2 separate regions of the Mus musculus genome follow, and region 2 is linked to region 1. The links are chromatin loops, found by intact Hi-C in ENCODE. Cell type or tissue: left cerebral cortex. All regions are shown on one strand. Each heading gives the region's core, and the rest is flanking DNA. Links, peaks and the distances in the headings are about the cores only. Region 1 has its middle 7.9 kb from the start of Serinc1. Region 2 overlaps Pkib (protein kinase inhibitor beta, cAMP dependent, testis specific).

Region 1 (2,925 bases), core at 298-2,797:
CCTTGGGTCAGACACTAATCTGTGTACATGCTTTCAATCCTTTTTCACATAAATATATAAATATGGTAACATGAAACTCAGGAAATGGAATCTGTTGATTCATACATAGATAACCTGGAGTGGACTAACACTTAAGCAAAGGCAGCCTCTTTCCATATTTAACTATGTGCTTGACACATTCCCATCTAATAAGTTTAGCTCATCTGTTTCTGCATGGAGAGCTAGTAGGAACAAATTGGGAGAAAAGATTTCCCACAGTCCTTGAACACTCACATCAGAGCTTTATGATTGGATTCGCAAGATTTGCAGGCAACGGAATGAGGTATGGAAACGTGCACGAGAATTAGCAGTATGTTTACTTAATATTTAATCAAATATAACTTCATCTGTTCCTTTTATTCTTTTTAAGATGGATATTAGACATTTCAAATTAAAAAAGTGGTTCAGATTTATATGGGCAAGGGGTAACTTGGATCTTCTTATATCATGCTTCATAAGAATTCAGAAATTTGATGAATAACAAGGGAGTAGTTTCTTCCTATAATATAATTCTGCTCAATTAATGCTTTGTTTCGATATAAAGTTTCCAGTATGATTATCTTATATTTTGTAGAACTCTATGTAAAGTCAACAAATACTTTTACATTTTTAAATTACATTTATCCATTTTCTCGAGTGCATTTCTGCATGCGTCTGGATATATGTACTATTAGCACATGTAGAAGTCAGAAGACAACTTGCAGTAGCTTAGCTGAGTCTCTCCTTCATCGTGTATTTTAGGTTGCCACGGTGGCAAGAGGCCTTACCTGCTGAACCATCTTGCTGGCGTGAAGTCATAAACACTTTATCTAACTGCCATTAAGAGGTCAACTGCTTTGGAAATTTCCTTAGTATTTTTTAAGTAGTCACTCTCTCTCTCTCTTCTTAACTCTTAGAAAGCAGCATGTTTAGCCTTAGACACATGTTTGCACCTCAGCCTATGTCATTATTTACGTTGTGATTATGCACTCTTTTCCTGAATTTATGGAAGGTTTTCCTGATGTAATGAATTCTTGTGACATTTACTTCACTGGTGTAAAAAGTATCTAGTTGTGGAACACAATGGCTTAGTCTTCAGCAAAAGAAAACCTATGTGAAAGGAATATTGTTCTTTTGCTATTTTAACATTAAGATTAAATGAAGATAAAAAGAAGATTTTTTGTACCTTTGAAATTATTCATTTTTGAGTTTATTTTTTCTTTATACAAACTCACTGAAAAGAACGCATCACAATGTGTTATCTTCAAATTCTAAGTTAATAGTGACACCTATGGGTTATTACGTTCCAATCTCTGAATTATTCTTACAGAAATTTTGACTAACTATTCAGATATTTAATTAACTATTTAAAAGTTTAAATTTGGGATTGAATTTCTTTAGGAAGAATGCCATAAAATACTCATATGCCCTTTCTCTCCTTAGGTCATACAACCCAAAACTATCTTTAGATTTTTTTTTAAAGGATTTATTCATTTTATGTTTTGTGTATGAGTGTTTAGCCTATAAGTATATTTGTGAACCATGTGTGCACTTGACACCTGTGGAGGTCAGATGTGGACATTAGATTCCTGGATCTGAAGTTAGTTACAGATGGCTATATACCAGTGTGTGGGTGCTGGGAATCGAACCTGGATCTTCTGCAAGAACAAGAATTGCTCTTAATCATCTCCACAGAAATTATTTTCAGATTTTATTCAAATTTAGGCATTTTATTTTTAGAAGCCAAGGTGTCTTTTACTTTTTTTTTAGAATTATGGAATTGTGCAGTAATTTATAATTATAATTGTGCAGAAATATAATTATAATTATAATTGTGCAGAAATTTATAATTTCCATATACAGTGGAACTTGGGCTGGAGAGATGGTTCAGCTATTAAAGGCTAGGCTCAAAACCAAAAATAAATGGAGCTTAGTTTTCCTAAAAATCTTCCATTTCCACATTGTTTCTTATGTTTATGGTGATCTAAATAGGAACAGCCTCCGTAGGCGTAGGCGTAGGCGTAGGCGTAGGCGTAGGCGTAGGCGTAGGCGTAGGCGTAGGCATAGGCACAAGGAGTGGCACTATTTAGATGTGTGTCCTTGTTGAAATGGGTGTGGAGAATGTGTGTTGCTGGGGGTGGGCTTTGGAGTCTCAAATATTCAAGCCATGCCCAGTGTCTCTCTCTTTCTCAGGTAATGAACTAACCTCTGAACTGAAAGCCACCCCCAATTAAATGTTCCTTTTGTAAGAGTCATGGTGTCTTTTATAATGTCATGGTAGCTCTTCACAGCAATAGAACTTTGAGTAAAACAGTCCATTTAAAGCTTTCTTTTAAAACTGATGAGAGATTCATATAAAGACCGGTGGATTATGAGACCTAAGGAGAACGACTTTTGTATTAATATTTTTAAGAATATAATTCATGTACTAAGATATTTTTAAAAGCATTTTTTGTGGGGATGGACAAGAAATTATTTTGGGAAAATATACCTCCAACACTTAAACAACTGGAACACAAGAAGTTCACATTCCAGACAAAATTGTTATCTCTAGAAATTGAATACATTAACTTCACTCATACTGGGAAAAACTGGTTGATATTGTTCTTTACAAATCTATTATTGAAGCCTTTAGTATTACCATAAAACTTAATAATTATGTATCTGTCAACACCTTATTAAACCTTAATAGTTGTATGCATTTTGTGGTACAATATGAAATTTCAATGCATGTGGACAATACTTATCGTCAGCTTTTTCTATTTTCTGTTGTTCTCAGGGTCAAATCATTATACCCACACTCTACATGGTGGCTCAATTCATTATTTATAGTTGTGGGGGGGGGTACCTAGACTGTCTTCTGATGAAAAGTTCATCCCTAGTGCCCTATGACTCAGCCCCCTTCTG
Region 2 (2,925 bases), core at 247-2,746, 180 kb before region 1:
TCAGCTCTACCGACAGAAGCATGTCCATAATCTGTTTCTGAAGTGTAAAAGTGATATTTGTATTGTAGAAACAAAAAGAAAATAAATAATGAGTCACTTCGATTTTATGCAAAGGAAAAAAAGGCCTATTTGGGATCTGCAGACAGAACATGGACCATATCAACCAGCTTTCAGTTCCTTTGATACATTTTAATGTTTAAAAACTGAACATATATTTCTTTAATAATATAGAAAGATTGAAGCTAGACAAACTGAGTCAGCAGACAGTTCTAGCACAGAAAGGTCCTAGTAGCATTACTATTTTGAGCATATAAAGAGCAAATCACGAAGCGAATGTTTCTCCCTTCCCTAAATAGCCATTTTATTTCTCTTTTTCTGGGCAGTAGTGCCTTTTTATATTTTGTAAGGAGTGGTAAACATAGAAAGACAACTGCTCTCTTTTAATGCTTTGTGAGATTTTTAAAAACGTAGTTCATAGGAAGATGAGGAAGTAATACAACCCAGGGAAACCAGACTGAGATAAGCTTCAAGGCATTTTAAATTTTGCAAGCTTAAAAAATTAATTACATGACTGTTTGCTAACCAAGGTAGCTGACTCACCAGCAAAGCCACCTCGTCATCATTTTCAGAATTAACAGAGGATTCTATCTGAGTTCTGCTTTATCAACTGTGCTGCTTATAAGAGCTGGAACCATTTGAACTTTAGAAGATTCTACTGAAGCCACGCATTCCCAATGAGGTAATGCCATTTGTATTGCCCTGAACATACTTGATCTTACTTGAAAATATAGCTTTTAACAAAAGGCCATAATACAGTCATATATGCATGCGCTCCAGCTGCTTTGCAGTCTCCAAAATATGGAGGGTAAAGTATAAGCACAAATGAAGTAAGATGTTCAAGCTAAACAGAGTACTAGATTTATACATACATATATACATACATACATAATGTATGCACATATACACATAACAGTGTATAATACATACATAGTACAAAAATCCCAGTAGACTTAGGAGAATGCTAGAAAATGGTGTGTTTCTTTGTTGAAAGTGTAGCTACAAACAGATCTTACAGCTTCTCTACCTATATACTATACAATGCATGCTGTTTCCCACACCAGCCTTTCTGTAGATGTCTTTACTTGAAGCTAAGAATATAAACAGCTGGATAGTTTCCTTCTTTTCTCATCTCTTGATCCCTCTCTGTCACTTCCCACAGTGAAACCACTATTTTTTTTTTTTTGATTTTTCGAGACAGGGTTTCTCTGTAGTTCTGTCTGTCCTGGAACTCACTTTGACTCACTTTGTAGATCAGGCTGGCCTCGAACTCAGAAATCCGCCTGCCTCTGCCTCCCAAGTACTGGAATTAAAGGCGTGCACCACCACGCCCAGCTTGAAACCACTACTTATTCAGTGCACAACATGTCAAATAAATTTTTTACCCGCTAACTTAGTGCTTAGAAGAGCAGTATGAGTCAGACTGTCTGGGGAAACAAATACCTAGAATAACAGCAGCAAAAAGGAATTCTAAAAAGTATGTTTTGGGAAGTGAGTGTTTTTCTTGGCCAAAAGCAAAGAGAAAAGGAAAGATAGTGGTCTCAGCTGATACTTAGGGGCTAAGGACTTAACTTGGTGATAGAATGAAGGCTTAGCATGTGTGAGGCTTCAGCAATGAACACTCCCATGGAAAAGGAGGGGGAGGGGAAGGGAGAGGAGAGGAGAAGGGAGGCAAGGTTTTCTCTCTCTAGCTCTCAATATCTTTATACTTTATGTTAGTTTTCTCCAGTTCTCTGTTGGTAGAGACACTTATTTTGTAGTTTTCTGCATTGAATGCACAGACCTCCTCTAAACATGGTAAAAGATGCAAGACAGTTGCTTCTTTGGGTAACAACAGATCAGCTATTTATCCATGTAAACACATGCAAGCCCTGCAACATCCCACAAGCCACAAAGAGGAAGCAACATCTACTGACATGAGACACAGTCTGCTCCCTTCAGCCACCTTTCTTTCCCATTTTTTCTTAGATATTTTCTTTATTTACATTTCAAATGTTATCTCCTTTCCTGGCTTCCCCCTCTGAAAACCCCCTATCCACTCCCCAATAACCCTGCTCAACCACCCACCCACTCCCACTTCCTGGTCCTGGCATGCCCCTACACTGAGGCATAGAGCCTTCATAAGACCAAGGGGTCTCCTCCCATTGATGATCAACTAGACCATCCTCTGCAACATATGCATCTGAAGCCATGAGTCCCTCCATGTGTACTCTTTGCTTGGTGGTTTATTCCCTGGGAGCTCTGGGGTTACTGGTTGGTTTATATTGTTGTTCCTCCTATCAGGCTGCAAACCCTTTCAGCTCCTTGGGTCCTTTCTCTAGCTCCTCCATTGGGGAAACTGTGCTCAGTCCAATGGTTGTCTGAGAGCATCCACCTCTGTATTTGCCAGGCACTGGTAGAGCCTCTCAGGAGAGAGCTATATCAGACAACTGTCAGCAAGCACTTGTTGGCCCCCACAATAGTGTCTGAGTTTGTGACTTTATAAGGGAGGGAACTCCAGATGGCACAGTCTCTGGATGGCCTTTCCTTCAGTCTCTGTTCCACACTTTATCTCTGTATCTCCTCCCATGGGTATTTTGCTCCCCCTTCTAAGGACCAAAGTATTCACACTTTGGTCTTTCTTCTTCTTGAGCTTCATGTGGTCTGTGAATTGTATATTGGAAATTCTGAGCTTCTGGGCTAATATCCACTTATCAGTGAGTGCATATCATATGTGTACTTTTGTGATTGGGTTACCTCACTCAGAATAATTTTTTAGTTCCATCCATTTGCCTAGGAATTTCATGAGTTCATTGTTTTTAACAGCTGAGTAGTACTCCGTTGTGTAATGTACCACATTATCTGTATCCATTAATTTGTTGAGGGATA

What was found. Peaks named below come from ENCODE experiments on the same cell type or tissue, not always from the same donor. Only the 100,000 strongest peaks of a DNase experiment are listed, where the experiment ranks them.
Region 2: it touches region 1 in a loop (2.7-fold over the local background); 2 of 42 quality-filtered maps call a loop at or near these places.

What each region holds. Positions count from the first base shown.
Region 1 is chr10:57,538,935-57,541,859 of GRCm38, reverse strand. No RefSeq gene overlaps it. Among named protein-coding and RNA genes, the nearest start is that of Serinc1, 7.9 kb to the right of the region's middle. In left cerebral cortex, for the core only: a CTCF peak has its summit at 1,290; no DNase peak of the experiment used is centred there.
Region 2 is chr10:57,720,246-57,723,170 of GRCm38, reverse strand. The region is part of intron 3 of Pkib (protein kinase inhibitor beta, cAMP dependent, testis specific); the gene reads right to left. Among named protein-coding and RNA genes, the nearest start is that of Fabp7, 63 kb to the left of the region's middle. In left cerebral cortex, for the core only: no CTCF peak of the experiment used is centred there; a DNase peak (open chromatin) is centred at 1,433.